Linked DNA regions of Homo sapiens: all the other regions are linked to region 1. Evidence: chromatin loops called from intact Hi-C (ENCODE). Cell type or tissue: B cell. All regions are shown on one strand. Region 1 has its middle 20 kb from the start of PSD2-AS1. Region 2 holds the start of LOC124901085 (a long non-coding RNA gene). Region 3 has its middle 14 kb from the start of CXXC5. Region 4 overlaps UBE2D2 (ubiquitin conjugating enzyme E2 D2). Region 5 holds the start of LOC124901084 (a long non-coding RNA gene). Region 6 has its middle 40 kb from the start of CXXC5-AS1.

Region 1 (5,000 bases):
TGGAGTCCAGAGGTCCTCTTTTCTTGGCCTGTCTGGGAGAGAACTCTCTCCCAGCTGGGGCCTGTCCTATCCTTTCTCCCTCCTCTTCCTCCCCCTCCCCACTTCCTTCCTTCCTGCTGTAGGATATTCCCTTTGCAGGAAAGGTTCCAGGTTCCGGGGCAAGGCCCCCAGGTTCAGCTGCCCAGGCTGGGACACGTGCTACCTCCATCAACCAGCCCCTTTGCCCTCCCTGGCGGGGGGCCAGATATCTGAGCCAGGCCCAGGGGACAGGGGAGCACTGCACAGGGGACAGCTCAAGGTCTTCTTGTCCCTCTCTCTGCCTCCAGCCCTAGCTGAGGCAGAGGACTCTGGAACTCATCCTGGTGCCCTGGGGTCAGGCACTAGACCTGGTAGGGGCTTTGTCACTCTGCCTGTGAGCTGGTCATCACTGAGAGCCTCTGAGCAAGAGCCTTACCTCTGTCAAGCTGGTATATAACCTCTTGGATTGCATGTGCTGAATCACTTTGCACAGCACCTGGCACAAAGTGAGTGCTCAGTTAACATTATTAACAGCTCCAATCATTGTTATTATTCTCTCCAATATCATCCTCATCTGACTGAATCTTTACAGCTCTCCTGGGAAGTAGGTAGAGTTTTGATCCTCATTTTATAAATAAGAAAACTGATGCTTACAAAGACAGGAGGGGCCAGATGCCGTGTCTCACATCTGTAATCCCAGCACTCTGGGAGGCCGAGGTGGGCAGATCACTTGAGATCAGGAGTTCGAGACCAGCCTGGCCAACATGGGGAAACCCCGTCTCTACTAAAAATACAAAAATTAGCTGGGCATGGTGGTGCATGCCTGTAATCCCAGCTACTTGGGAGACTGAGGCATAAGAATCCCTTGAATCCGGGAGGTGGAGGTTGCAGTGATCTGAGATCGTGACATTGCACTCCAGCCTGGGCAATAGAGTGGGATTCTGTCTTTAAAAAATAAAAATAAAAGGAAGAAAGAAAGAAAGATGGTGGCTGGGTGCGGTGGCTCACGCCTGTAATCCCAGCACTTTGGGAGGCCGAGGCAGGCGGATCACGAGGTCAGGAGATCGAGACCATCCTGGCTAACACGGTGAAATCTGTCTCTACTAAAAATACAAAAAAAATTAGCTGGGCAAGGTGGCGGGTGCCTGTAGTCCCAGCTACTCGGGAGGCTGAGGCAGTAGAATGGTGTGAACCTGGGAGGCAGAGCTTGCAGTGAGCCGAGATTGTGCCACTGCACTCCAGCCTGGGTGACAGAGCGAGACTCTGAGAAAGAAAGAAAGAAGGAAAGAAAGAAAGAAAGAAAGAAAGAAAGAAAGAAAGAAAGAAAGAAAGAAAGAAAGAAAGAAAGAAGGGAAGGAAGGAAGGAAGGAAGGGAGGGAAAGAGGGAAAGAAGGAAAGAAAGAAAGAAAGAAAGAAAGAAAGAAAGAAAGAAAGAAAGAAAGAAAGAAAGAAGGAAGGGACTTGCCCAGACTCAAACCCAGGCCAGTCAGTGCTCTTTATCACCTTACTATCCTGATGCCTACCCCTCTATTCGCCCTAGAGCAATTCTTAACCTGCTGGGTGTCTCAGTTTCCCCAGCCAGGCAATGGCGAGGATGGAGGAGGCATCTCTAAGGACCTTTAAGTCTAAGGGAACTTATTAATCCATCGAGGTGGGGCTGCTGGAATGGGCACAAAATCACAGATCTAACCATGGAGGGTCCTACAGGCCAAGGTCACCTAAACTCAGGACAGACTGCAAGAGTCTAACCTGGGTCCCTTCTGCTCTAGCTCCATCCATTTCCCCCATACACAGAGGAGAGAAAACCCCATATTGTGGGACAGGGAGAGGGTGCCCCCCACCATTCCAGGACTGCTGAAGACTGAGAAACAGGCCCAGGCAGGTGAAAAGAAGGCTAGGCGCTGGTAGACGGGCAGAGGCAGAAACAGAGTCATCGAAGGGTAGGTCCATCAACAAGTATCCCATGAAAGGCTTAGGGCCAGATAGAACTGCCAGGCCTGGAAGGGAGGCCTCACCCTACTGCCACCAATCCTGTATCGCCCCCTTCTACAAACAGCACATCGAATCACAGCTCAGATTGTAGACTTCCTGAGTTCAGATCCATCTGTTAGTCCTTCATCTGTGGACTCAGCGATCCACCCCCACCACCATTCTGCTCCGCGGTCCCTCTCCCCAGGCCCTGGTTCCACACCTCCCTACCCAATGTTCTCCCTTCATCCAGACCCCAGGCTCTCTACCCAGCCACCACAGAGGGGCCTGGCTTGCCGTCACCCCATCGCCGCCAGCTTGAGGACAGGCCCAAAAAAGGAGGACAGGGAAAGAGAGAGGGAACGAACGCACCACCCCGGGCCAGAGCGGCGTCCTCTCATCGGCCTAGGAAGCTGTACTGCTCAGCAGCCACCAGAGGGCGCGCGCCCCTTCTCAGAGCCAAAGCCACGACGGCGGCGGTGGCGGCGGACCCGGAGGGGTTTGCAGAAGATGCGGGGCAGGGGTGCGGTCACTCCGGGAGGAACCCCCCCGGAACGCAGCCGCACCCTGGGCTCGGATTCAGCCCTTGTAAGAAGACGGCCTTGGATGCTGCCCCTCGACCCTCTCCCCAGCCGCGCCCCGCGCTTCGGTCTCCTGCTGACTACTCGCTCTCTCCCCCTCCTGGCCGCTGCGAGCACTGCGGCCCGGCGGAGCTTGGGCTTGGAGGGTGGGAGGTGGGCAAGGGGGCGAATGGGGATTTATCTGGAAATAATGTGGCAAGGGGCTGCATGGTGGGAATATACTGGGCAGAACGAGATTGTAGTGGTTAGCACTAGGTGAACAGAAGTACGAAGAGGTGGGGAACTACAGTGGATGTGCAGGGTACTGGGCCGATTAATAGGAGGGCACTGGGGGCCACCGGGCAGGTACTGGGGGCAGTGGGTGGTCCCTGGGGGCTATTTAAGTGGTACCAAGCCTAAACTGGAAAGAGGGCGCTGGGTGGTTTCCTGGTGGTAACGGGGGCCCTGAGTGCATGTTGGAAGTACCACTGCGTAGGCACTGGGGGTACTGAATAACAACTGGAGACATTGTGTGCTGGGAAGAACTGGAAGGCAGTGTGAAGATAGCGAGCAGAAGGGGCACTGAGTGGGAACCAGGGGTGGGAGGGTCACGGAACCCGCAGTGGGAAGTACTGAGTGGGTCTGGGGATATGGCACAACTGAGAGGGTGAGGGGGCGTTGGAAGGGTTCGTGGCAGGTACTGGGCATTATCTATGAGAAGTGGGGACATGGGTGGACATCGGGTGGGTCATGGAAGTCACTGGGGTCACACTGAAGCCCTGGAACAGTATGGCACTTCCCTGGCTGTGCCTCAGTGCCCCTCACAACAGCGCCACTTTCACAGCCAGGACTTAGATCAGAAATGTCCCTTCGCCAGTGAGGGTATCCTGCCCTGACCAGAACCTATTCCTGCTTTCCTGGCGGGTGTGGAGGGTGCTGCTCATAGACAGAGGACAGGCTCTATTATCTACCTCCCCCAGATGAGGTGGGAAGTAAAGGCAGGTCAGCCCCTTATCCCTAGAAAATAAGGAGCCCCCTGCTCAGCCCCTCCCATCAGGTTTCGGCCTCCTGGCCCAGCTTGCTGGCTGCTGGGCCGGGAGGGGCTGCCAGGCTCGGCCTCCTGCCCACTGCGGGGCGCCGGGGGAGGGCGGCGCGCGGCTCGAGATGCCGCGTTGCCATGGAGACGCTGCCGCATCCTGACTGCTCCTGGCAACGGGGTCCCGCAGCCAGGCAGGCGCTCGGCGGGGACCCCAGGGAGCGGGCGCGCCAGGCTGCCCACGGCGCCGCCAGACCCCCGGGACACGGATATGGCTCCCCCACCCACAGGCGCCCCTCACTCACACTCCCAGGGGCACACGGATGTACGTACGCGCCCCAGCTGCAGCAGCCCAGGCGGAACTGCAGCCCAAGCCCTCCCTGCAGCCCCCACTCATTAATTCAGCAAACATTTGCTTACGGTCTCAGTGCCAGGCGCGAGCTGGCCACTGCGGTTGTGGCGGCGACAAGTCACACGGGGACGCTGCACTGCCCCCCTCCCTCCCCATCTCGCAGCCCGCAGGGGAGGCAGACACAGAAACAGTGTGATCAATACTGTGACCCCAACAACAGCCACCCGCTGACTGTGTGCTCAGCCCTCCTCATGCAGGATCTTGCCTAAACTGTAAAACCCTTGGGAAGCACTGTGAGAACTCCTTTTCACAGATGGGGAAACTGAGGCACAGGAGAGCTCATCTATTCACCAGAGGCCATGTAGTCAGGGTGAGGCAGAGCTGGACTTCCCAATTGGATCTTGGTGACTTCCCCAGACTACCTTTGCTGGAGAATTTCCGAAGCACAGATGAGGGAGGACCCAACTCAGCTGGGGAGGCAGCAGAGAGAATTTCAGACTCAAGCTCGGGTCTTGGGAGAAAACGCAAGTCGACCAGGCATAGCAAGAGGCAGGAACACTAGGCTGAAAGAACAGCTGGTGCAAAGACCTGGAGAATGTAGACTGGCAGGCTGGGTGTGAGAGCAAAGGCAGAAGATGTGGTTAGGAAGCTGCTTGGAGGCCAATCCTGGAGGCTCGCTGTGCCAGGCCGAGGGGACTGGCCTCCATTCCGAGAGGAGCAGGGAAGGTGTGAGCAAGGGAGGGCATGCCTGACTATTGCTCTGGCAACCCTGGGGGTGAGGGGCTGGCCCAGGGCAGGTGAAGCTGGAGCTAGGAGACTAGAGCACAGGCCATGGTCATCATCCCAGCAAGGGACAAGTGGGCCCACTCGGCTTGAGTCCAGAGTGGAAGTAGGACACGGCCTTCTTGCCTTCCCCGGCAAAGATCCTTCTGCCTGATTGGGAACCCAGGGAATGACCCCAGAGCTAGATGCCTGACAAGGTGGGCACCCCAGGGGGAGCCAGGGCTTAAAGACAGTGAGCGCAGTGAATGAAAACATGCTTCAGAGTGACGTGAAGAACAACTGG
Region 2 (5,000 bases), 54 kb after region 1:
ACTCCAGCCTGGGTGACAGAGTGAGACTCTGTCTCAAAAAAAAAAAAAAAAGAAAAAGAAAAAGAAAAAGAAAAAAGAATGCTCCCATGCCAAGGCATCTGCCCCAGGATCCTCCCCAGTGCATAGTCTTGGTTTTCAGTTAGTCCTTCCTGTATTCTGAAACCAGCAGTCCCAAATATCCTGAATGAAACAGACATCAGCCCTAGATTCCAGGCACACATTAGTACTATGTCCTCACTCAGCTCCCCTCAACCTATCTTTCCAAAGAGGGAAGTGGGATTCCACATTCCAAAGGCTGCTCCAATTTGGGTGTCCTATTCCTGCACCCCACATGCTCAACATCACACTCCCTGTCCCCCACCACCCAGGGTTCAGGGGCCTAATTTACCCGGGCACTTGTACCACCATCACAGAACCTGATGCTTCATAGAGAAGTAAGGCTGGATATGGGTCTAGGAGAGGCAAGCCCTCAAGTACTAGCCAGGCCAGTGCCCAGTGGGCATCTGTAGCTCCAAGTGGCAGCTGTGAGGGGACACCCAAGGGTGAAAGAGACCTAAGGCACTGGGGCTTGGGGTAGGGAGTGGAGTCCCACAGATGAGACCACACCCAGGGGACTGACCCCTACCCCACTCTCACTCTTCCCTGCCCAGGACCTGGTAGACCCCTAAAGGACAAGACTTGGAGAACCAGAGACATCTGGGCCAGACTCTCCTCTACCCCAAAACTAAAGTCTGAACTACAAATCTGAGTTCCAATAGTTTTAATAGTGATGACAATGACGACAGAGGCTCACATATATCATGCAGTTACTAAGTACCTGGACCTACACTCAGCACTTTCCATGCACTGTCCCATAGAAGCCACACATTGTTTTGGTGGGGTTAGGGACCATCAGTGTTACCCCCATTTTACAATTGAGGAAACCAAGGCTCAGTTTGGGTCATCTGCCCTCCAGCATGCAGTCAATTAGTGGCAGAGCCAGGATTTAAGCTTGGTCCTCCTGAGTCCAGAACCCACACTCTCAACCACCAAGTTCCTACCTTACTGAGTGATCCCTCTCTCAATCTCCCATTGTTCAGTGACTTGCTAGACTCCATCACCTCCGATTTCTGTGGGACTCCCAATATGCCTCTCAGTGAGGGTGGCAGCCTTCCCTCGGGTCTCGTGAGGTGTGCAGATGACAGGACCACTCCAGACCCACTAAATCAGACTCTCCACACTGGCCTGCCCCCTCCTCCTCACATCTGCGTGCTCACAAGGGCAAGTGGTCTGCTGTGCACCAGGATTTGAGAATTCCTGGGGTGGTGGGATCCCTTGGCCAGAAAGAAGCTAGGAAAAGGTGAAATGCACACTCTCCCCCAAGCCCTTCTGGGGAAACTTCAGGTCAGAAGACTGAGGATGCCCTGAGGCCTGGCTACCATTCCTTCCTCATCAAATGGGCAACATTAATGGGGAGACGATCCATGAATTCCAGAGGTGTTGCCAATTATGGGGGTGGGGAAAACGAAATGAGTTCTGCCCAATCACCTCCCTGCTATCCCTGAGCCAGAGGGGCACAGATCCTCCCCTTTAATCCCTCCCCCGCCTCCCCCGACCCCCGCCAAACTTGAGTGGGGTGGGAGCAACCAGCACGGTTTAGGGGAGTGGGCCATGTCGGGCTAGAGCGACAGGAAGGTGGGAGCCCCTCGTAGACAAAGACTGACCCCAGCCAGGCCGGCTGGCCAGCCAGCCCATCCCCACCCCCCTGCGGCAGGCAGCTTGGCAGGGCTGAGCGCCAGCTCCTCGCTCCAAACCGAGTTCCCGCCGAGCGTGCTTAATGCAGCGGCAGTGACATTTCTGCCTTCAGAGGCAAAAACAGGAACCCGGCCATTTTGATGAACGGCGCCCAGAGCGCTGGCGGGAGACAAGGAGGGTCAGGTTCTGACTCCTGCACCCCCGGCTGCCCTAACCGGCTCACCCCTGCCAGGCCCAGGGATCAAGCCAGAGAGAGCGACACGAAACCAGGGTCACCAGACCGACAGGGAAGCTGCTATAGAACCCCCACCCTCTTGTATAGGTGAGGAAACTGAGGCCATAGCGCTGACACTAGCCAGATGCAGGGAAGGCAAACGGAAGGATTAAGAAAGCCCCAGAAGGATGCCTTGAGGAATGTCGGGTAGGAGCGCTCGTCTGAGGAGCTAGAAGGCTAACTCCAGCCCGCTACAATAGCCCACCCCAAAGGAGTCTGCACACCTGGAACCCACCCCTACGGCGCGCCCTCATGAGGGCGCTCCCAGCGCCTCTAACCCTCCAAGTAGCGAGAGGGTTAAGCTTCCTCGCAGTACTTGCCGCAGTAAGTGGAAAGGAAAGAAGTGTCAACTCTGTTCTCACCACAGCGGGGCTGTCGGATGGCACCTCCCCCCGCCCCGCGCACCCCGCCCGGCCTGCTCCCCCGCCCTCCCCTCGGAGCGCGCGCGCACACACCTCCCACCGCTTTGCCCAAATTATTTTCGATCCCGGGAGACTCCGGATGCCAGACGCGCTCGGCGGCGGCGGCGGCGGCGGCGGCCGCGCCTGATTCATTGCGCCAAAGCTGCAGATGCGACCTCCCGCCTGCGCCCGGTGCCCCGGCCCGCGCTGGGCTGCGCGCGCCTGGAGAGATGGGGGGCAATTTGTAGGCGCTTCCCCCCCACACAAAAGAGGCGGGTCCTGGCCCCCCGGGGCTCTGTCCCCCTGTCTCCAGCTCCCTGGGCTGCGCTAATTAGCTTCCTCAGGGGGCGCCACGCGGCGTGAGGGGCGGCAATTTCCCGGCTGGGCTGCGGGGGAAGCGCTCCCGCCGCCTGGGAAGGTGAAATGGGAAACTCGATTCAAAGAGAGCTTTCCTCCCCCCTCCCGCCAAGCGCCGTAGAAAACGGGTTTGAAATTCCTCCTCCTTTTTTTTTTTTTTTTTTATTTATAGTGCACGGTCTCCATGGCAACCGCGGAGGAGGTCACGGTAGCTGGGCCCCCGCGCGTCACCCCGCGCCTCGCCGGCTGCAGGCGCCGGGATTGCGGCCTCCCAGGCGCCGCGGCCCGCGTGGACTCAGCTCCGAGTTCTCCGCCCCCGCTCCGCCCTGCTCGCGGCTCAGGCCCCAGCCATATGACTCTGCCAGGTCCCAACCGCGAATGGCGCACCTGGGCACCAGTGCGCTAGGCTATACCTCTGTCCCCGGGCTCTAACACGCGGGACTGCACCACGAAACACGTGCCCAACCCCAAGACAAGAACACGTGCGGCAAGACGCCGCCAAGGGGCTCTCTGCATTCGTGGATGCCCTGGGTAATCGACCTATATTGGCGCACAACTGCAGAGCTCTTGCTAAGACGCGACCACCCGAGGCTAACAACGCTGGCTTTGGAGTCAGAGCCCAGCCCCGCCTCGATAACTTACTAGCTGTGTGACTTCGGCCAAGTCACCACCTCTCTGCGCCTCAGCTTCCTCATCAGCAAAATGGAATTGTTGTGAGGCCTAATTGATACAAAATACGTTCAACGCCTATCATGGTGTTTGGCACGTGGTTCTGAAAATCTGTGGTTGGAGTTATTTCTTCTTGGCTGTGAAAGCCAAGGCCCTAAAGACTTTGAATAGGGGCGCGCGCTTAGCCCGGAGGCTAGGAGTTCCGCCTCGGGAGCTCCCCAGCACCTCAGCCTAGGCGCACAGGCGGCTAGTGGGAGGCGCGTGCGGGCTGCTTAGGGACTGGGCCAGCCTGGGGCGCGGCGGGCGGGGTTGCAGTCTCCAGAGCTCGCCACGTCCGCACCCGGAACCCTGGAAACGGGGCTCCCAGAGGCTCCCCCGCTACCATCCCCCCGCCCCCCCACGCCCGTCCCAGCACCATTAGCAACAGGCCTGCCCGCCCGCCCTCCTAGGCTGAGGCCGCACCTGACCCACCGGATGGCGGCTTCTGGGCTGAGCCGTGCCCCCCAGCGTGCACACTTCCTCCCGGACCCCCAGCGCCCCGTCGAGTGCACAGAGGGAGGGGATCGGGCCGCCCCCGCCCCGCCAGCTTCCCACAGCCAGAGCTGCCCGGAGCCGGGGAGGCAGGAAGTCTCAGAGCCGGGGCGTGGAGGCGGGGTGGGGGCAGGAAGTTGGGGGTGACTCTCCCAGAGACCCCAGACAGGGCCCCGGCGTGGGAGCGGGGTGGGCGGGCACGTAGGGATTAAGGGCGCCCCCCTCCTCTGTAGCCTTAGGCCATGTGACCCCGGCTGGAACACCCTGCAGGGTGAGGGCGAAGGCCGCTACCTCTGGCGACCCCCAGCAGCGCGCACAGGGAGGGAGGGGCCGCCTTTGTCTACTTTGCCGCAGAGGCAGCCCCCCACAACCCCTCCCCTCAGCGCCCCGCCGGGCCCTGCACAGCCCGGGTTTTCCATCCGGCCCGGCTCGGCTCGGCAGCTGTCAGGGGACCGAGCTGACCTTCGCGAGCAGGGAGTTTCAATTAGCCGCAGATCAGATAAGCGGGCGGGCCAGTCTCTCCGGGCACCGCGGGGGCGCAGCCCCGCCCCCGCCACGCCGCGCCAAACGCGCTCCAGATGGGAACAAAGATGAGGACGCAGCTCCACCTGCCTCCCCGGGGAGGGGAAGAGGAGGCCCCGCCGGGAGGACCTTCCCACCAGGGGAAGAGGTCGCGCGCCCTACCCTGCCCTGCCCGTCTGGGATTCCAGGGTCATGGGTCTGGCCAAGATGATCTTTGCGGTTCTGCTTGCCTCCTGCACTGAGGAGAGGTGCCTGCTGCACTGACCTCATCCCCGGGCGGGCGCCGTGCCCTCCCTCTCCCGGAGGGAGCGTTTTGCCATCTCTGATCTCATCCAGAGCCTCCCTGGGAGGCTGAGAGAAGGCAGAGCCCAACAGAAAAAGGAAGCTGAGGCTGGGACTTCTTGATCCAGGTCACACCAACTACATATTGTTCAGATGTTTACTGAGTGCCTACTACGTGCTAGGCACTATTTAGACCATGGGAACACGAGAGCACAGTCTTGTCCCCAGCC
Region 3 (5,000 bases), 130 kb after region 1:
CACCCACAGAGAGGCCACATTCTCACTTCCCCCAGTATACAACCACACCCACCCCAGAATCCCCTCCACAGGGGGAGCAGGCTGTGCTCATGCAGCTGAAAGCTCTGGCTCAGAGACCTTGGTGGGGAAACCACCCCTAATCTCTCACCAGGTGCAACCCAACTAGTGTGCACTGCTACTGGCCCCATTTCCTGCCACTCTCAGAAAGCTGTAGAACACAAAGCACTTCCCTCCTAAAGGTCACCCACCTAGTTACAAAGGGACCCAGAGCCTCCCAAATAAACTCCTTAAGGACTATCCCTTGTCAGTCCCCCTTTCCATTTCTCCATTTCCCCCTAGAGAAGCTGAAGCACCAGTTTCAGTCCCCAGAAAGGCTCTCCCCATTCCAAATCCAAAGCAGGAAACAGGGCTGGCCCCAGAGCTCAGCAATCTCCCCACTCCCATTCCCAGTGGTGCATGTGTGTGGGAACAGGGCCAAGATTCATCAGTCCTTCAGCACACCCTTAAAGGCCACTCCTGTGGTTCCAGTGCAAGGCCAGCTGGGCTGTAGCCCTCACTTCCTCAGTTCAGGCCTGGGCCCACCCAAGGGCTTCCAGGAAATCTCTTGTAGCCAGGGAGCTCCCCCTAAAGGTCCTGTCTAGAATGACTCCCCACATTCCCTAGTTTTGCCTGGCTGTGTGACCTTTGTTAATTCCCCAACCTCTCTGTGCCCAGATCCCAAGTCCTGCCCACAGATCCAAGACACCCTTCAACCCCCTCACAGAGGCTCTCTTTGACTAGGGAGAGAGGTGTGGGCCTGTGACCTAGAATGTGGAGAGGAAAGATGCTGGCTGTAGGTGCCACAATCACCCAGTCATTTATCCCTCTCCCTTCCCCTTCAAACAGAGCTGGGAAACAGCTGGGGGAGATCTGGCCTCCTTCCACAGCATACCCCTCCTCCGTGGCTGGAGGCAAATCCTCCCCCAACCCCAGGCTTTTATTCACCAGGCAGGACAACTGGATTCCCTTTTGTCCCCCAAGGTAAGGGGAAGGACAGACAGACACTGGGCAAGGACACACAGTCTGGCTAGCCATGGCCATTATTCTGCCTGCTCACCCTGTTTGTGGGCACACTCTTGCAGGCCTTAACAAGTGGGCATGTGAGCCATAGGCTGCAAAAGGGCCCAGCCAGTCTTCCCCAGGTCCCTGGATGTCCCAGGAGCTAGCCCAGCTCAAAGGAGGGCAAACCTCTAGCATGTACAGGAATCCAAGAAAGATGTCTCACTGTCCAGGCCTACCTCCCTGAACCATAAGCACCCACGGTCACAACCCTTTAATTTGATAAGGTCATTTTCCACCAAGCATTGCCTATGGGTCAGGCTGGTGACCAAGTGCCCGTTTTCTAGATGAGAAAATCAAAGCAAAAGACAGATAAGTTTATTGCCCAACTGAAAACCCATGGTCTTGTGATTCAAACCCAGATCTGATCCTGTTCTTCAAAGGCTACAGAGCCTTCGTGTTTATGCATCACACCCTGATGCATAAACACTAAGGAGTGTACATGCTCACAATTCTCACTCTCAAGCTCCTGAACACATGTGCAGTCCCCTTCTGCACACACACATACAGGCTGGCCTAAGCTCTCCCATGCCTGGGGCCTGTCAGCCACATTCTCCATGGCTCCCTCCTTCTAACAGGGACAGGGACAGGCAGGGAATCTAAATTCCCGGGTTTCCGCCCTGACCCTGACCCCACTCCTTTCCCACTCAGAGAACACATACCTCCTGCTACAGCCAGAAAACCAGCCCCAGAGGGAGGCCTGGGGGAGAATAAGCAATTCTGGGGGCCAACTGCCTAAGCTCCAGTTATTTGCCTGGGTTTGACATAATAGGAAGTCAGCAGCTTTCCCTGCAGGTAGCTCCCACCCTCTAGCGAGGCTAGACCCAAGGCTTCCCTCCTTATTCCAGAAACTTTCTTAGTTGAGATTCCTTTGGATCCAGCAAAATCCCTCACATGATTAGGCACTACAGCAGGACTCGTGGAGCTCTCAATACACCGTTCTCCTTAGAGTCTATCAGTAGGCAAAAGCTTAGGTTCTAGGTACCAACAGCACCCAGGCAGCTTTCCCCATCTAGGGGCAGTGGTAGCTAATTCTCACAGCCCTGCCTGGGGCTCCCAAATAAACTCCTTGACCTGGGAATTTAGATTCCCTGCCTGCCCCTGTCCCTGTTAGAAGGAGGGAGCCATGGAGAATGTGGCTGACAGGCCCCAGGCATGGGGGGCTCAGCCACTTGGTGGGCTCAGCAAATCTGGAACATTTGCATATCCAGATGGCCAAGCCTTGAATTTCAAAGATTTCCCCATGAAGAGGCAGCTGGCTTCCGGGTGGTGGCCCTGGACGCTCACACCTGTTGGGCTGGAAGACTGAGGAGACCAGGGCCCCAAAATACAAGATAAACTTGAAACAGACAAGAACATTTCCCAGGCCCTATCACTAGCCCCCAACTCTGCTCCTTCTGTCCCCAGGCCTCCATCTTCAAGGTCTAAGGAGCCATGTGCTGGTTGCCCAGGGTAGGTGGGCAGGCAAGTGATAATGGACTGCTGCCTCTGTGACCTGCTAGAAATATGGGATCTCCTTGTTCACATGCAGCAATAGACAGATCTTTTCCTGCATGTAACCTGGAGCTAGGTGGGCAGAGGTCCTAACCTGGAGCCTGGTTCACCTATTCACACACAGAGACATGGCTGCCATAGCAACGGGGAGGGCAGAGGGGAGCTGGCAGCTTGACACTTCCAGTAGGCTTTGGGCTGAAATACAAGTCACTAACCTTTTCCTTCACTGTAAGGCTGAGAACCTGACTGAACTTGGCACTGGCCCATCTGATTCTGGATATACCACGCACAAAGCTTAAGTCCGAAAGAATCTCCCCACTCCAACAAAAGCCCCTCTCAGGTTGTGCCCATGCAGATTCACTGACCACACGCCTCACGGTTGTCACAGCTATGGGTCACCACTGCCCTCTGCTGGCCACTCAAGGCACTAGCATCCACTCAGACACCAAAGCCATCATCTCACTCCCCACATAAGCAAACACACTTCAGTCATCACCTCCATCTGTGGGCACTGAAATGCAACTCCATTCAGCCGTCCTCTGAGCCAGGGGGCTGACAGGAGACAGGAAGAACAGGGACCACCTCAGGGACACAATGTATTAAGGAAGAAATCACAAAGGAATTCTGCTCCCTCCAATATACATCTGAAACTTCAAAAGGAAGTGCCCCCCGCCCTTTTTTTTTTTTTTTGAGTCAGAGTTTCTCTCTTGTTGCCCAGGCTGGATGCAATGGCGCGATCTCGGATCTCGGTTCACTGCAACCTCCACATCCCCGGTTCAAGAGATTTTCCTGCCTCAGCCTCCCAAGTATCTGGGATTACAGGCATGCACCACCACGCCTGGCTAATTTTGTATTTTTAGTAGAGACGGGGTTTCTCCATGTTGCTCAGGCTGGTCTTGAACTCCTGACCTCAGGTGATCCACCTACCTCGGCCTCCCAAAGTGCTGGGATTACAGGCGTGAGCCACCACGCCTGGCTGGAACTGCCTTTTTATGAAGCTTGGAGGTTGAATCCAGGAAACAGTACCTGCCCTATAACTTGTTATGCACCAGAGCCTCCCCAACTTGCCTTGTTTCCTCCAAAGGAGGACTAAGCTGAGGTCACTTGGAACCATCCTTCCAAAAAGCTCACCTTCTCTGGCAAGTTTGGGAAAGCCTTGGTTTCCCTTGTTCCTTCTGTCACTCTGCAGCAGGTGACTGAAAGTCTCAGGTGCCCTCTCAAACGAGGCCAGCTCCCCTCGACTCTCTGTGCAACACATGACAGGTAGCCACACCTTCCAAGATGGCAGTGATGCTGGCTAGGAGGAGAAACTGCCCACAACGACCAAATCAGTATTGCCCCTTAATCAGATGGGAAAAGCTCCAGACAACTGTCACCACATAGGTAGCTTAGCATTTGCCAACTACCTCAAACATGGAACACTTCTCTTACCCAAGATGGTGCTGGCTCTGCGTCCCAAATGTCAGATTGTATTTGTGGGTTGTTTCTAGAAACCTCCAAGTCAGAGGGCCCAGGAGCTTTGGAGCTTCTAAAGCAATCTCATTTTCTATGGAGAACTTTAAACCCAAGGAAAGCTGGCAATTTGAAGACTAGGTTTTAACTCAAAAAACCAAACCCTCCCCACTCACATTTTCCAGAGGCTCTAAAGTTTAGGGAAGGGTGACATCTTTTTAAGATTTAAGATTTTTAAGTACCAAAAAGGAAGTTTAAACAGAATTGAGAACAAGTGGCTCAGGGCAGGGAGAGGTGTGCCTGGGAAAATGGCAGTTGTCACTCCTCGCATCCTTAGAAGTTGGGAAAGGAACATGGTACATTCACCAAGGCTGCTGCTGCTCTTTCCTGTACAGCAGTCACAGGAGGCCTGGGCTGGACACTCAATGGCCTCTTCTTGGCTTTTCCAAATGGGATCAACCATTTGCTTTCAGAGTACAATGTTGGGCAATCAGGCTCCTCAGCTCTGGAAAAAACCATTCTACCAATAACAACTTACACAGGACGTTAAGAACAAACACACAAACCACCACTCAATCAAGGAAAACTATTAAGCTGCTGTCTTGGCACTAAGGTATTCATATAGTTTTACATCTGCTAAGAGGCAGATTACGCTGTGTCTCTGATCAGATAAAGATCCACAAATAGTTTAATTTAATGAAAAGTGACTGCTCATCACAAAAATGTCTGCCTTTGCCTTACCCAGACCAGGAGTAGACATAGAAAGAGCAAAGCTGGTTGGTGATTGTATTATACATTCAGCCAGAGGACAAAGGCCTTAAAGGCTTACTTAGTCCTAACCATTGAGCTTTTCTCCTTACATTGACTAAGGTAAAATATGCCAGCAATGAAGGAATTGCTTCATGAATAGTAACCCTGACAATGTGATCCCGTCTCATTTCCCTATTTCTAAGCCC
Region 4 (5,000 bases), 190 kb after region 1:
TAGGCTTCAAAGGAAACACTGAAATGCGAGGAAAAGGGCTTCCTTCCTGGCATTTGCGCAAGGATCTCCTCCACCAGCTGAATCCCTCCTTAGTAACTACATAGCAAACCAGAAACCTAAAGAACTTATTTGCTGGGTTACTGACACCCTCTTCTGTAACACTAATCACACATGTACCGCAGTACGAAGCTTGAGAAAATGTGGTGGTGGGGGGAGATGAATGCTAGTATCATTAACTTGGTGTGTTTCTGTGCTACTTAATATAGGTGGATAGTGGAGACCTTAAAGAGATGCCAACTGGCTGGCCAGGAGCCAGTGCAGTGGCTCATGCCTGTAATCCCAGCACTTTGGGAGGCCAAGGCAGGTAGATCACCTGAGGTCAGGAGTTCGAGACCAGCCTGACCAATATAATGAAACCCCATCTTTACTAAAAATACAATAATTAGCCAGACGTGGTGGCATGCACCTGTAATCCTAGCTACTCGAGAGGATGTGAGAGGAGAATTGCTTGAACCCGGGAGGCGGAGATTGCAGTGAGCCGAGATCACCCCATTGCACTCCAGCCTGGGCAACAAGAGTGAAACTCCCATCTCAAAAAAAAAAAAAAAAAAAAAAAAAGAGAGATGCTAACTGGCATCCTGTTTTCTACTATACTCTGTAAAACTATGATCACCCAAAAGAACCTGCATGAACTATTTTTAGTAAGAAGCATACAGGTAAGTTTCAGTACTCTGATGTTTTGAAATACAATATGTAAAAACTGTTAACCTAAAACTGTAAATCCTTGAAACTTAAAAGTAATACTTTTCATGGACTTTACTCTTTCAAAGCACAGGTGGTTAAGTTTCTGTTTTACAAATTCTCCAACACTAACCTAGAGTGTTCAAAATGATGAGTCTGACCACGGTTACCACCGTCTTCCTACAGACAGACAATCTCTATAAGATGGGTAGATCAATAGTCACATAAACTGTTAAATTTTACTATGCTACAAGACTGGCTCTCTATTTGCAAAATTCATATGAATAACATAAGAGCAAAAAAAAAAAAAAAAATTCAAGTTAAAAAAAAAAAAAAAAGGCCAGATCCAAGTTTCAAGCCTGGGAGTATATTTCAGAACAATTATTCAAAACACCAACTGACAGAGATTTTTGTGGCTCCCTTGAACATTCCAGCCTCCAAAACTAGACATGAGAGACTATTAACAAAAATGTGAACAGGTACATCTAAAGAAATGTCTTTTTAAAATTACATTTTATGTAAGCTTAGAGATGGGAGCACCTTTGTTGACAATGAAAGCACCCGAGATGGCATTTAATCAAGTATCATCTACTACAGTAATAAAAAGAATTTACTGGCTGGGCGCAGTGGCTCATACCTGTAATCCCAGCACTTTGGAAGGCTGAGGCGGGCAGATCACGAGGTCAGGAGATTGAGACCATCCTGGCTAACAACGTGAAACCCCATCTCTACTAAAAAACAAAAAATTTGCCGGGCGTGGTGGCACGTGTCTGTAGTCCGTCTCAAAAAAAAAAATCATCTTTGGGTTACGTGGATGGGCAAGTTTAATGACAAGTGGCCATATAAGACACAAAAGAGAAGACACACACAGAGAAGGTGATACAAAGATGGAGGCAGATGCTGGAGTGATGTAGCCACAAACCAAAGGAGCCAAGGAATGCTGACATCCACCAAAGTTGGAAGAGGCAAGGAAGGATTCTCCCCTAGAACATCCAGAGTATGGACCTGAAGACAGACTGACTTTAGACTGCTGGCCTCCAGAACTGTGAGAGAATATAGTTCTGTTACTTTAAGCCACCCGGTTTGTGGTAATTTATTATGGCAACCCTAGGAAACTAATACAGATGGTATAAATATGTAAACATTTAATCTAAAGAAAATCACGCACTCCATTAGTGTGCTATTATTTTAAGAAATCTAAAACTCCTACCATTGAGGCTTTTGTAAAAATCAACTTTGATTTCAAGGCTTGTCTTGTTTTGAGTCAGGATCTCGCTCTGTCACCTAGGCTGGAGTGCAGTGCAGATTATAGCTCACTGCCGCCTTGAACTCTGGGCCTCAAGAGATCCTCCTCTTCCACCTCAGTCTTCCCAGTAGCTATGACTACAGGCGTGTGCCACCAAACCTGGCTAAGTTTTGCAGTTTTTGTAGAGAAGGGGTCTTGCTGAATTGCTCAGGCTGGTCTCCCAGCCAAGTGATTCTCCCACCTTGGCCTCCCAAAGCACTGAGATTATAGGCATGAGCCACTGTACCCAGCTAATTTCAAAGTTTTTCCCTGACATAAGCCCTTAAGAATTTAGCAAAGCAATTCTATCACTTATATTGGCATGATGCATTACAGGTGGTGGGGTTAGTGCTCAAAGGATAGCAGCAGACACTTCTATAATAAGATGTTTAAGAGAATTGATTTCACAATTCTAGACCTACAAAAATATCACATGTATTAAAAACATATTAAGGTGACAGTATTTTGAAGTTTGCTGAAGAATACTGGGATTCAATCCCTTTTTTAGTTTAGAAATATTATAAGACTTCATTCTTTTCACATTCAGGTTTTTCTTTTTTTGCTTGGGGTGACGATGAAGTAAAAGTGAAACATATATTTAACACTGACACCTAAGATTTTGAGATTATACCAATTCCGTAGGTCAACATTATTGGCATGTTAAGACACCATGATAATATTTAAAAACTTAAAAAAAGAAAAGTCCACCAAATCTAAGAAGCCCCTTTCCTCTGTAATGTCCCTCTAGTGCCCTCTATTGACAAAGCCCAACATGTTGTTCACTGCAAAGGTGAAAGAGTCCAGCTCTTCACCAGCTGAAATACATACTTCAGAAGTTATTTAGTCAAAGCAGAGCAAGTACGGGAGGGTGAACTTGGAGCCAACTAATAAACTGCTAAGTGGCAGGGTTGTTTCACTATTTGTTCCTTTTTATTGGTGGGTAATGCTCCATCCAGTATATGGATTTTCTACATTTTGTTTACATATTCAGCTAATGATGGATATCTGAGTTGTTTCTAAGTATCGGGTACTGTGAATAAAACTGCCAAGCACATTTGTAAAAAATAACAACAAAATTATCTTTTATGTAGTCCAAAATGCTAAACCCTCTTCTATCTAATCTTCCCCACAGGCTTGCAGGGTACAATTCCCATTCTACAGACAAGGAAGCTGAGGCTCAGGAAAATTCGCAAAGTGACTTGCCTAAGGCCACAAATGCTCCAAAATTCCACCTTTTCTTTTCTTTTTTTTTTTTTTTTTTGCCACCCCACCTGATATTGGCATTCACTGAATGTTGTTGGCAAACACAGAATACCATGCTTTAGGTACTAGGAATACGAAGAATAAGACAAGAACTTTGCCCAGGAGAGTTCAGTCTAAATAGGGGAATAATCAATCATGTCTACACACTAAGAAACGATTCTACAGTTGAACTCTGACTGCCTGTATGCCTCATGCATGCTTCCTAGAGAAGCCATTTCTGCTGGGTCCCCAAGTATGAATAAAGAATTTAGGAGGTAGGGGATGGGGTGAGAAGAGATTCTCTGTATAAGCAAAGGCACTGAACAAAGACCGGAGAACATGATTCTAGGAAGGACCAACTACAAGCGTTACAACTACAGCAGCATTCCCCAGGAGATACTAATTACTAATATGTATTATAGTAATAAAGACAGTAATATTTTTCTTCTAAATTTTACTTTTTTTTTTTTTTTTGAGACAGAGTTTCACTCTCGTTGCCCAGGCTGGAGTGCAGTGTGCAATCTCAGCTCACTGCAACCTCCGCCTCCCAGGTTCAAGCAATTCTCCTGACTCAGCCTCCTGAGTGGCTGGGATTACAGGCCCCCACCACCACGCCATAGCACTCCAGCCTGGGCAACAAGAACGAAACTTCGTCTCAAAAAAAAAAAAGAGAGAAGTTATTTAATCGAAGCTTATTATATATTAAATATTTCAAGTGTACTCATTCCCAATTGACTTATATCTAGGAGAGAGACATTTTTTATTATTTATTTATTTATTTATTTAGAGACAGTCTCGCTCTGTCGCCCAGGCTGGAGCGCAGTGGCGTGATCTCAGCTCACTGCAAGCTCCGCTTCCCGAGTTCAAGCCATTCTCCTGCCTCAGCCTCTCAAGTAGCTGGGATTACAGGCACCCGCCACCACACCTGGCTAATTTTTTTTGTATTTTTAGTGGAGATGGGGTTTCCCCGTGTTAGCCAGGATGGTCTCGATCTCTTGACCTCGTGATTCGCCCGCCTCAGCCTCCCAAAGTGCTGGGATTACAAGCTTGAGCCACTGCGCCCGGCCGAGAAAGACATTTTAAATGGAAAGCAGAGTCCTTTGATTCCTAAGCCCAAGTAGTCGTATTATTTCAAAATAAACACAAGCAAAGAACAGGCATTTTTCAGAAAAATTAGGGTGACCTATCCATGATGGGATAATTAATAATGTCAGCAGCAGCCTAACTGCAAAATATGCAGTCTGTATTCTTTCTTTTGCTACAATGTATCTGTTGGAAACAAATTTTCATATTATACTGCAATGAAAACAATATACAGTAAGACATTTAAAGGAGTACCTGATGAGGATGACTTTTATTATGTAAGAAAAATACTATTCTTAAAACTGATAGCAAAATAAGAATGACAGATGTTTCATCTTGATAGTACTTTTTTTTTTTTCTTTTTTTTTTTGAGATGGAGTTTCGCTCTGTCGTCCAGGCTGGAGTACAGTGGTGCGATCTCGGCTCACTGCAAGTTCCGCCTCCCAGGTTCACGCCATTGTCCTGCCTCAGCCTCCTGAGTAGCTGGGACTACAGGTGCCCACCACCACGTCTGGCTAATTTTTTTGTATTTTTAGTGGAGATGGGGTTTCACCATGTTAGCCAGGATGGTCTCGATCTCCTGACCTCATGATCTGCCCGTCTCGGCCTCCCAAAGAGCTGGGATTACAGGCATGAGCCACCGCGCCCA
Region 5 (5,000 bases), 95 kb after region 1:
ATCCACCCACCTCAGCCTCCCAAAGTGCTGGGGTTACAGGCGTGAGCCACCGCACCCAGCCAGGCTCTGTTCTGTTTTACGGTGCTCCCCAAAACAGCTGGAGGAGGGGATCAGCCCATTCATGCACAGCAACACTGAGGCCCCGGGCAGGGAGTAAGCTCTGACCTGGGGCTCTAGGGACTGAGATGCCTGGGATGCCTCTGATAAAGACAGGCCCTTTCCTCAATAGGCACCTCCCTCAGGCCAGGTTCCTTTCCTGGAAGAGTCAAAGGTTCAGGAAGACCCTTCCCCATTTTTTGACCTTGGGAAAAAACTGGCCTCTGAGACAGTTTTCCCATCTGTCACCTGGGACCATAGCTAACAAGTATGGGGCTCTTCCTATGTGCCACACTGTCCATGCTTTATCTCATGTTATCCTCATACCCAATCTCTGAAGGAAGTCCTATTATTGCCCCATTTAGAGCAGGCAATTTGCTTAAGCAGGTGTAATGACGCCTTGTCTATCTGGGATCCCCTGAATCTTGTAGTAAACATTTCCCAATGTGGTGATCTCTGAGCTGACACCAATCAGAAATCAGGCCCACGTACCCCCTCAGGACCTCCCTACTGATGGGCCTCACCATGGGACAAGCCAGGGAAGGCTAGTCCAGGGATGCACGAGTCAAGAAATCAGAGATGGCGCACTGTCCTTCTGGGGCTCCTGTGTGGGGTGTGTTTGTGTGTCTGGGGTTGGGGGAGGCATATGTGCCTAGGACTGGCTAGGGAACTGGAGGCCTGAGGCCTAGGTTTGTGGCTCCACCCTGTCCCTCCCTGACTGGTGACTTTGACCAAGCTCTTTCCGCCACTAAGCCTCAGTTTCCCATTTGTAAAATGGAAAGGAATGGCTCTTGCTTCTCACCCCAAACTACTGCAGAAGTCACGATCCCAGGGCATATCATGGGGAAGGAGGTAGAGATACAGAGGGGAAAAAAAGGATTCCAGACAGCGATCCCCTCCACCCTCCAGACCTCAGGAGGAAGGCCCCAGAGGCCGAGATCAGTCACTGATATGATCTGCAGATAGGAAACTGATTTGAGAGAAGGGTTTTGAGCAGGACGCAGGGCTGAGACTGAACCGTAGAAGAGGTGAGACCTATCGTGGCAAGGAGCATCCAGTCCCTTCCACTCTTAAGTTCCCCAGAGGACATTAAAATAAACAGCAGGCCCTGGCCTGTACAGGCTCACGCCTGTAATCCCAGCACTTTGGGAAGCCGAGGCAGGTGGATCACCTGAGGTCGGGAGTTCGAGAACAGCCTGACCAACATGGAGAAACCCTGTCTTTACTAATAATACAAAAATTAGCCGAGCGTGGTGGTGCATGCCTGTAATCCCAGCTACTCGGGAGGCTGAGGCAGGAGAATTGCCTGAACCTGGGAGGCAGAGGTTGCAGTGAGCCAAGATCACGCCATTGCACTCCAGCCTGGGCAACAAGAGCAAAACTCCATCTCAAAACAATAAATAAACAAACAAACAAATAAATAAAAAAAAATAAACAGCAGGTCCTAATAATGCACACTCACTGTCCACCAGGCACTGTGCTAAGCATTTCACATGCATTTTCTCACCGGATTCTACTACAATTATTATTATCCTCATTTTACAGATGAGGCAACTGAGGCTCAGGGACATAAAGCCACCTGCCTAAGGTCACAAGGTCAGTAAGTGGCAGAGCCAGGATTTAAACCCAGGTCTGTGTGACTCCAGGGCCTGGTGCTCCAACCCTGGCTGAGGGTTCCACAGCACATGGAGGGAAGGAAGACTTCAGCTAAAGGGTGAGGTCCAGTTCAGCTCTCGGCTTGGGGAAATCCCCTAGGTTTCCCTTGGGTCCTGGAGGGTGGCTCTCAGGGCCCTGTTGCAGAGAAGTCTGCAGCTGTACCCCAAGGCCCTGGAAAAGATGGGGAAGGGGCTGCGGGTGGGCCAGACGGGGCAGGCTGGGCCAGAGCTCCGGGCATTCCGCAGCCTCCGCAGGAAGCAGAACGGGACGGAAACCGGCTCCGGCCTCCTCCCCCAGAATCCTGTGGGCAGCCCAGCCGGCCGCACAGAGGCCCTCTTTGTGCCTGCCCCAACCCGCCACCCGCGGCTGGCCCAGGGTTTTGAGTTTCCTGGGGGGTGGGGGCCCAGCCACTGCTAAGCCTCCATCTAGCTCCTCTCCCGGGGGCAGTCACAGCAGTCCACAGCTGGAGGAGGAAGAGAGGGGATGGCCAGGGCCACTCTAGAGACCCTGGGGGCCTGGAGTCTGCCCACACCCCATTCCTCCAACATTTACACACCCAAATCAGGGGCTGGAGGTGGGAGGAGGGACCCAGAGACAGAGCTGAGGTCACCCCCCAGAGTCTGCCTCTGCCAGCAGCCACCAAGCCCATCATGACACACCTGGAACCCCCCGCCCCATCCCACGCCATCCTGGCGCTCTTGGGCCTAAAGTGGTGTACACAGTGAGGTTGGGCAGGGGCCGGGCAGTCCTTGTCAAACCATTTCCCACTCTCCGAGGCTCCCTGGACACAGGGCTCAGCAAGCTGAGGCCTCAAGCTCACTTCCCAGTATTTCGGGGGACAAAAGCCCCTCGGGTGGCATAACTACCCAAGGATGCTGGGCACCTGGGAGCGGGCTCAGGGGGCTGGAGTGTGTATGGTGACGAGAGCAATGCATACAGTGTGTTTTCGCGTGTCTACCTGGGAGGTGTGCTGCACAACTGTGTGTGTGTCCAGTGGACTGTGAATGTGCCCGGTTGAGTGTGTAGTCTCAAGATGTCGCCCTCTACAGACCACAGCATTAAAGCATATATGGGGATCATGTAGCAGTGCTGGGGGAGATCTTTGACTCTGTGACCTCCCTGAGGGTAAAGTGGAGGCATGTGTGTGCGACCCAAGTCTGTGAATGTACATGGATGTCCAAGTGCACGTGTGTGCGAATAGGGTGGTTTACGTGGTGAGAGGATGTTTGTGGAGTCTTCTGGTCTGTACGTGTCAACACATCTTTGCCGCATGAATGCCAGTGTGTGTATGTCCGCATGCACTGTGAGTTGTGTCAGGAGCTCTGGGCTGTATGAGTCTGGGGCCCTACTGGGACGGGGATGGTGTAGACAGGAACTGGTGCCAGCTGCTAGGGCCCCTATGGAAACAGGAAGCTGCCCACAGGTGCACCTGGGCTGTGGTGGGGGCTGGTTCCATCCAGGTTCAGTTTGTGCCTCTGAGAAACCAACCCAGGGTTCCACTAGCTGAGAATCTGTCCCAGCTCTAAGGGGGACACCTGTCTTGTCTGCTGTTCAAGGTCCAACAGCTCTGGCCAGTGTCTACCCGCCTGCCTGGCCTGAGCGTGGAAAAAACTGGAAAACAAAAGCCCCCAGACCGCAGGCCCTCCCTGCAGAGGCGTGGGGGAGGCAGGCGAGAGGCGGGAGGCTGAGGAGGAGGGAGGGAGGTGTCGCCGCAGCCCCGGAACACAAAAATAATGAGGCGAGAGGGGCCATGGGGCCGAGCCGGCTGGTTCCGGAGTCGCTATCTGACCTTGACAGATGCCACAGCTGGGCGCCTGGAGAGGAGCCGCCGCCACAGTGCTGCAGAACCCCCCCAGCACCTCCCCCAGGCCAGGGTCGATGGAGGCTCAGGCTGGCCCCAGCCACAGGCAGCCACCCCATGAGGCGGGAGCCAGAAGACCTCGGAGCACCTCCCAGTAGGGTGGATGGGGATGGGGTTGGGGGGTCTGGAGGCAAGGGAGTGGGAGCAGGGCCACTGCAGGGCACAGGAGGCAGCAGTGGGGTCTCCTGAGGGTGCCCCCGCCCTCAGGTAAGGCTACATGTGTGAGAAGCACGCAGAGCCTGCCATTGTGTGTGTGTGTGTAGCTTGGCTGTGGGGCTGAGTGTGTGTGTAGAAGGGAAGTAAAGCGTGAGTATGGGTGTGACAAAAATTGTACTTGTGTGCCTGTGTCCTTGGGGTCACACAAGGCTGGGAAGACAGGCTAATGTCCATGAAATGAGTGTGGCCACATCACTTGGTGTGGGCACCGATCACTCCCCAAACTCATTTAAAGCCATAGCTGTCCTGGCAGGTGTGAGCCATGCTGGGTCTAGGGGTAGGGTGGGAGACAAAGAGAGCCACAAGTCTTGTCACTTGCAGATGGCGGAGGGGCGCCCCTCCGGCCCTTCCTGACCTACCCTCTCTCCCGCTATGGCGGTTGTCCCAAGCACTCAGTGATGGGCACGGGGCTGGGCACCGCCACTCTAGGGACATCAGCCAGGGGCTGGGGTGTGAGTTGCAGGAGGGGATGCAGGGCTGGAGGGGGATTAGCAATTCCGAGCACTGGCTGCATAATTAAAAAATCATTACGGCAGGCGGGCAGAGCTGAGTGTGAGCTCACGCTTAGAGCGGGCGGGGACACTGCCATGGCGCTCCCCCTCCCACTGCTTCCCCGAGGAAAAATCCCACCTGCTAATATAATTATGGAAAAACACAAGCACAGAAATTTGGTTTCAGCAAACAACGTGCCTCAGTGCCCAGGGCCTGCCTGGCCCTCAGCACAGCGAGCAGGCTGGCCACTGGCATCCAGGGCTCATGGCAGTAAGGCAGGCCCTGCTAGGTCCAGACATTACCTCCACCCCCTCAGCAACCCCCCAAGAGAGGAGACTGGGAGGGGTATACAAAGCCCAGCTCCCTAAATCCCAAATTCAGGAGAAAATGGGCTGGTGCTGATGGTTTACAAACGGGGAAACCGAGGCTAAGGACTCTACATAAGGTCACTGTGTTTGTGGCAAAGCCAAGAGGAACTGGATCCGTGCTCAGTGCAACACCTCAGGGCTCAACATCCCCTCCCGACTCCCCCTATCAGTCATCCCCCAGCCTTCTCCGCTCCGCCTGGGATAAGCATATCTCTCCCGAGACTGAAGAGAGCCTCCAAGCCAGGTACCCCGGCATGGCCCAGAGCCTACTCAGACCTGCACGCCACGATGGGGTTCAGGGATAGGGCGTC
Region 6 (5,000 bases), 76 kb after region 1:
ATGAGCCACCGTGCCCGGCCCAGCCCTCCACTTTTTAACATGGGATATGTTTTGGTTCCTCTGGAAGGAGATATGTCAGGAATCAGCCTCCAGCTGACTTCCTACCTCAGTCTCAGGGCCCCAGAGTGGGGTTGGGAAGTTGCCCCACATACCCAGATTGACTAAAGGCTTCACTCCAGATACATGTTAGCCCCTCCAAAGCCTAAAGGCCAAAGGTTCCAGAACCATCATTGGCTCCCACTGTCCCCAAGACAAAATATACCCATTTGCCTTGGATCTTGAGATTGGCCCATCGTTCCCTGGGCTCTCTCCAGTGTGGTCTCCTCACTGCCCCAGAAGTACCAGTCTCCAAGCCTCCTAGATAGGCAGCATGGTACTTCGAGGCTCAGCTTCACTCACCTCCTCCAAGAAGCCTTCTTGGCTCTTCCCATGCATTCAAATCTCTTGCCTACCAAGGGGTACAAGGCTAGAGAGCTCACAGGGACCTCACACAGGATTTCTCATTCCACCTTCATAGGATATCTGAAAAGCAATGTTACTTGCTGATGAGTAAACTAAGGCCCAGAAAGGAAAGCCTTTGTAGGTCACATAGCCTGTGAATGTCCACTTGGTGCCTGGCTCCAGAACCCCTTTTCTCTTGGAACTTCTTGGGGCCTCCTCTTGGCACTCGCCAGCCTGTGGCCCTGCAGCTGGGCTCCCCAAGCTCAGACCTAACAGTTCTTTCCCCAGCCCCTCATATACAACAGGCCAACCCATGTCCTCCTCCAATTCATCCATTGATTCAACATTATTGAGCATTTGGCATTTGCCAGGCAGACAAGCCCCTCCCTCCAGGAGTGCTCCTTCTAGTTCAGAAGATCAGCAAGTGAACAGGTGAGTTCACCCAGTGTGACCCCAGCAGGATTGTGATGGGAGCACTTAGGGCAGTGGGTGCGTAGAAGAGGGTACTCCAGCTCTCACTTACAGAGTCAAGGCCAACTCTGACCTTAGAAGTCTTCTGTGCAAAACAGCTCAGCCTCTCTTAGGTCCCACCTGCCTGGGGAACCTTATTCTCATGTCTAAGCTCAATTCCACTTGCTGCAACCCCTCAAAGACTTTCTAAGTGAGTGACTGGCTGACAAAGGCCAGTTCCCAGGTACTGACCCCAGTGCTTTATCACCCAGTAGCCTCATCTGTATCTGCCCACTCACTCTGTATCTCTCTCCACCATCTCCACAAGCCCCCCAGGACAGTTCAAGAGGGCTGGCTGGATAGCAGGTCCAGAGCCATCGGATCCATCACACATCTCTTTGAGTCCCCCAAATAAATACAGCAGGTCCAGGGACCTCTTTCAGTGGCCCCCACCTCTAGCTCTATGTTAGGGAACTGGCAGTCTCGGGGAGCCATGGGAGCGGGGCCAGTGGGGACAGCAAGAAGTAGGCAGGGAGGCAAGGGTCAGAGCCTCCCCCATTGCAGGGCTGCTGAGCCAGGCCAGAAACTGGGGGAGGGAATGAGACCACGGGATTGCTGCTCGGTCCTTAGGGTCCCTGAGGGCCAGCAAAATGGAAGAGAAGGAAACTCAGCTCCCAGAATCCTCCCACGAGTTGGACTGGGGGCCATGAGGGCTGCGGGAGGCAGAGCAGACTCCTGACATTCGACCCAGCACCCCTCCTCGAGGTGGGGGCCCGGAGCTCTGGGCGCCCTCGTGATGAGGCCGGCTGCAGGGTGATTAATCTTGCCAGGCCTGTGCGTCAGACCCCCCACCCCCAAGCCTCCCATGGCCAACCCCGCCCGCGCTGCCCTGGGAGTTAATCTCCGCTCTGGGGGACTTCTCAGCCGCTGTCACTGCTGCATTAATTCTGAGGCAGAGGGAGGCAGGAAGGAGGGAACACAGTTGGGGCGTGGTGGATAGCTTCCTTGGGAGGGTTTTGTGATTAAGTGGCTGGTGAGGAGGGGTCCCAAAGGATGGGGCCTGGGTCCCCTTCAAGGCCCAGCCCTGGATGAGGGGTGGGGTCATCCCTATTTTTTCCCCCAGGCCATCAGAGCCCTTATATCCCTGGCCTCTAGCCCTCATCGTTCACCAGCTGAGCCCCAAATGCAGTTTGCAGTTTTGACAGCAGATGTCTCTGCTATTATGATTTATCAAAATGCTTAAGGTAAATAATGCACACATATTTATAGGAAAGGAGTAGGTGGTAGAAGGGGAGGGATTGACCAGGCTAAGGGGGCTTTGGGGCCTGAGAACTCAGAAGGCCCCTGCCACTGTCCTCAGCCCTCCCTACTCAGACCCAGGGTTGACCCCAGCCTGGCCCTGGGGAGATGGCTGGGTGACACCAAGCTAGCCCAGTCAGCAGCCCAGACCTGGCCCCCAGGAGGGCAGGGAGCGAGGCAGCCAGTGGCAGGACCTGTCTCGCGGGGCCCCGCCAGGCCTGGGAGGTGGCCACCTGGGGGAAGCGGCTGAGCCAGCCTCACACCTCAGCCGTGTTTCCATGGCTTCACTGCGTCCTCGCTCCTGAGGCTTCCGTCGCCTTATCAACGGCAGCGGCCACTGCTCGCCCTCACCCTTGCAGCCGCTCCCCAAGACTCCCAGCAGCTGCCTGTGGACCCACTGCTGCAGAGCCAAAACAGCCACAGGGGGTGCCCCTCCCGGGCAGGCCTCAAAGCTGGAAGAGGGGCTGGGAGCCTGGTGGGAAGACACCAGGGGGAGCGGTGGGCAGGAGCCTTTGTGGATTCAGGCTGTACCCACTTCGGGCCCCCGAAATACCCACGCCCTGTCATTGCAGGGGAGGGGGCGGTGATCCTAGGTTACCCCCTAATCCCCTATCCTCGCTCCATACTGTGCCCTTTGTTTCCAGACCTTTCTGGGCTTGAGAACATTTGGTTAAATAACTTAAATAAATGTATTAATAAATTCGGTATTCCAATTTGAATAGCAAAGGTAAAAAAAAAAAAACAAAAAACAAAAAGAAGTGCAGACAAGTTTAAGGAAGTAAGTAATACTCAACCCTAATCCCACATCTGGGCACGATCACAGGCAGCTTGTGGGATGGGGGAGGGGGTCCTTCCAGCCAAAGCCTGCAGCATGGCCAGGTGCTTAAGGGCTAGCTTCCGAAAGCAGACGAACCTGGTTGTGTGACCTTGTATGTCTCGCTACCTCTCTGAGCCTTAACTTTCTTATCTGTCAAATGGAGAGAACCGCCTAAAGCCCCCCTCATAGGTTGCTGTGAGTGTGTCAGTGCAATGGAATGGCCCAGTCCCTGGTGCACAGGCCACAGGCTCTATGCCTTGAAGCAGAAGGATCTTGTTTAAGGTCTCTAGCCAAGGGGTATGGAGGCTCCAGGGACTGGAGAAAGGAGGCTCTTTGTAGTAAGTTTCCCTTACCTGTGGACAGCTCCCCAGTTAGGCTGGAAATGCGTGAGAGAAAAATAATGTCCAGAAAGAGGAGAGAATGTGTTTCCTCAGCCCACAGATGTTTCCTACCCCTTCCATGTGTTGGGTGCCAGCGCTGCCCTTACTGAGCTGCAGACCATAGCCCTGAGGCCAGGTGATGTCACCAAGAATGACCAGTGTTGTGATGGGCTGGGGGTGGGGGGCGGGGGGCAAGGGACACTTGACCCAGCTTGCAAGGGACAAGAAAGCTCCGAAGGCGGGAGGAAGGCATCATACAGGTGGGAGATGGCAACAGGAAACGAAGCAGCATCTGACGAAGCACTGGGAGGCTGCGGTAGGCGGCCACCTGGACCCCTCAGCTGTGCCCCGAGAGTCCAGCCGCTTTGCACCCAGGCCTGGAGCCCTGGAGGACCCGGCTCACCTCCTCTGGGCCCGCCCTATCTTCACACCCTGCTGCTTGGAATCTGAGGCAGCCCTTGTTCTCCGGCAGGAGGGGAATTTAATGCCACTGAGAGATGGCAGGTCGACAGGCAGAAAGAGATGAAAGTGTCTGCACTGGCAGCCTGGCCGGCAGCCTCAGGGGACCCTCCTGCACCTCCACCACCCTCTCCAGCCATTCTCTACTCCTGCATGGCAGGAACAGCCCTCAAGGGAGATGTGGGCCTCTGGGGACAGGACTCCCTGCAGGGCTGTGTGACCCTAGGGGACAGCTGGGCCTCTCTGTGCCATGCCTGCAGGATGTTAGGGCCAAGGTCTGGGTTATTACCATGCTGGTGGCTGCCTGTCCCTCCCCTAACCCTGGCTGACTGTCTTCAGCAGTGGCTGGTCAGCCCAGGGCTGCGGGTGGGCGGGGGGGGGGCTTGGGGCCAGGCTGTGCAGTGACCTCCATCCATCCATCTCTGGCACCTGGGAGGCGGTGGGAGCCTGTGCTGCAATCAAGTCAGACCCAAGTGGCCTTGACTACAGCCGAGCCATGTAGCCATCGCTGCCTCCTTTTTTGTGGCAGTACAAAGCTGGGCTGAGCCTGGGAATGGTGGCTGGGGCCCCGAGCCAGAATCTGTGCCTGTTGGAGATGGCGTGGGTCTTGGCACTACTAACTGTGAGGTGACCTTTGGCTCTGCAAAGCACCCTGTCAAGCTCACCACCCCACAACCCCTGGCTATGTTGTCCTTCTTTCTTGGAACACAGAGAGGTAAGGGCACCTGGCCAAGGTCATCTAGCAAGGACACACACATACACACACACACGGCTTTGACACATGGTGACCAAGAAATAAGCAGGGACCCATGTGTCCAGACTCCCAGGCCCCCTTTCCATTCTTTTGGAGGTACCTGATTTTTCTCTCAAGGTAGCCAGGAGCCTGGGTTCTAATCAGGTCCCTGCTACCATCTTGCTCTTGCTATAGGGGAAGTCACATACCCTCTCTAGGCTTCAGTTTCTTACCAATAAAATGGGTAATAATTTCTGTCCTGATGACTTTTGGGGGCCAAAGAAGTAAACTTACTGGACAAACTGAAACCAACCCTGGGCCTCCAACCAGCCTTGGGCCAAGGGGAAGTACTCGTATAGACAGCCCAGCTCCTGGCCCACAATCACCCAGTACAGCCACAGGACCTATCCTTCTTCCTTCT

Evidence for each region. A loop is a pair of places that touch in the nucleus more often than their neighbours do. Peaks named below come from ENCODE experiments on the same cell type or tissue, not always from the same donor. Only the 100,000 strongest peaks of a DNase experiment are listed, where the experiment ranks them.
Region 2: a loop joins it to region 1, with 6 times the contacts of the local background. A loop is called at or near these places in 37 of 110 quality-filtered maps.
Region 3: it touches region 1 in a loop (25-fold over the local background); 110 of 110 quality-filtered maps call a loop at or near these places.
Region 4: a loop joins it to region 1, with 13 times the contacts of the local background. A loop is called at or near these places in 11 of 110 quality-filtered maps.
Region 5: it touches region 1 in a loop (8-fold over the local background); 3 of 110 quality-filtered maps call a loop at or near these places.
Region 6: a loop joins it to region 1, with 10 times the contacts of the local background. A loop is called at or near these places in 56 of 110 quality-filtered maps.

Annotation. Positions count from the first base shown.
Region 1 is chr5:139,763,299-139,768,298 of GRCh38, reverse strand. It overlaps a transcript of PSD2 not described here. Among named protein-coding and RNA genes, the nearest start is that of PSD2-AS1, 20 kb to the right of the region's middle. RefSeq lists enhancers at 4,002-4,665, 4,666-5,000. In B cell, CTCF peaks have their summits at 2,428 (motif pointing right) and 2,631 (motif pointing left); DNase peaks (open chromatin) are centred at 2,598 and 3,868; H3K4me3 peaks cover 548 bases; H3K27me3 peaks cover 1,427 bases.
Region 2 is chr5:139,708,872-139,713,871 of GRCh38, reverse strand. It overlaps LOC124901085 (a long non-coding RNA gene), which reads right to left and starts at 3,970. Exons shown (of 2, transcript XR_007058963.1): 1 at 3,898-3,970. RefSeq lists silencers at 2,398-2,477, 2,968-3,067, 3,788-4,157 and enhancers at 3,348-3,397, 3,642-4,632. In B cell, no CTCF peak of the experiment used is centred here; DNase peaks (open chromatin) are centred at 1,891, 2,411, 3,101, 4,911 and 1 weaker place; H3K4me3 peaks cover 2,945 bases; H3K27ac peaks cover 1,639 bases; H3K27me3 peaks cover 504 bases.
Region 3 is chr5:139,631,470-139,636,469 of GRCh38, reverse strand. No RefSeq gene overlaps it. Among named protein-coding and RNA genes, the nearest start is that of CXXC5, 14 kb to the left of the region's middle. RefSeq lists a silencer at 1-172, a cis regulatory region at 1-817 and an enhancer at 2,852-3,146. In B cell, CTCF peaks have their summits at 435, 637, 2,782 and 2,982 (motif pointing left); DNase peaks (open chromatin) are centred at 89, 509, 1,610, 2,989 and 2 weaker places; H3K4me3 peaks cover 915 bases; H3K27ac peaks cover 3,978 bases.
Region 4 is chr5:139,573,023-139,578,022 of GRCh38, reverse strand. The region is part of intron 1 of UBE2D2 (ubiquitin conjugating enzyme E2 D2); the gene reads right to left. Among named protein-coding and RNA genes, the nearest start is that of UBE2D2, 14 kb to the right of the region's middle. RefSeq lists enhancers at 422-471, 2,146-2,275. In B cell, CTCF peaks have their summits at 2,582 and 2,781 (motif pointing left); a DNase peak (open chromatin) is centred at 2,792; H3K27ac peaks cover 3,504 bases.
Region 5 is chr5:139,668,621-139,673,620 of GRCh38, reverse strand. All of the region lies in intron 1 of CXXC5 (CXXC finger protein 5), which reads right to left. LOC124901084 (a long non-coding RNA gene) reads left to right here and starts at 4,846. Exons shown (of 2, transcript XR_007058962.1): 1 at 4,846-4,933. RefSeq lists enhancers at 3,068-3,147, 3,158-3,307. In B cell, CTCF peaks have their summits at 2,600 and 2,802 (motif pointing left); DNase peaks (open chromatin) are centred at 1,850, 3,030 and 4,890; H3K4me3 peaks cover 3,413 bases; H3K27ac peaks cover 5,000 bases.
Region 6 is chr5:139,687,325-139,692,324 of GRCh38, reverse strand. No RefSeq gene overlaps it. Among named protein-coding and RNA genes, the nearest start is that of CXXC5-AS1, 40 kb to the right of the region's middle. RefSeq lists a silencer at 2,343-2,452. In B cell, a CTCF peak has its summit at 2,094; DNase peaks (open chromatin) are centred at 2,104, 3,084, 3,378 and 3,784; H3K4me3 peaks cover 433 bases; H3K27ac peaks cover 2,411 bases.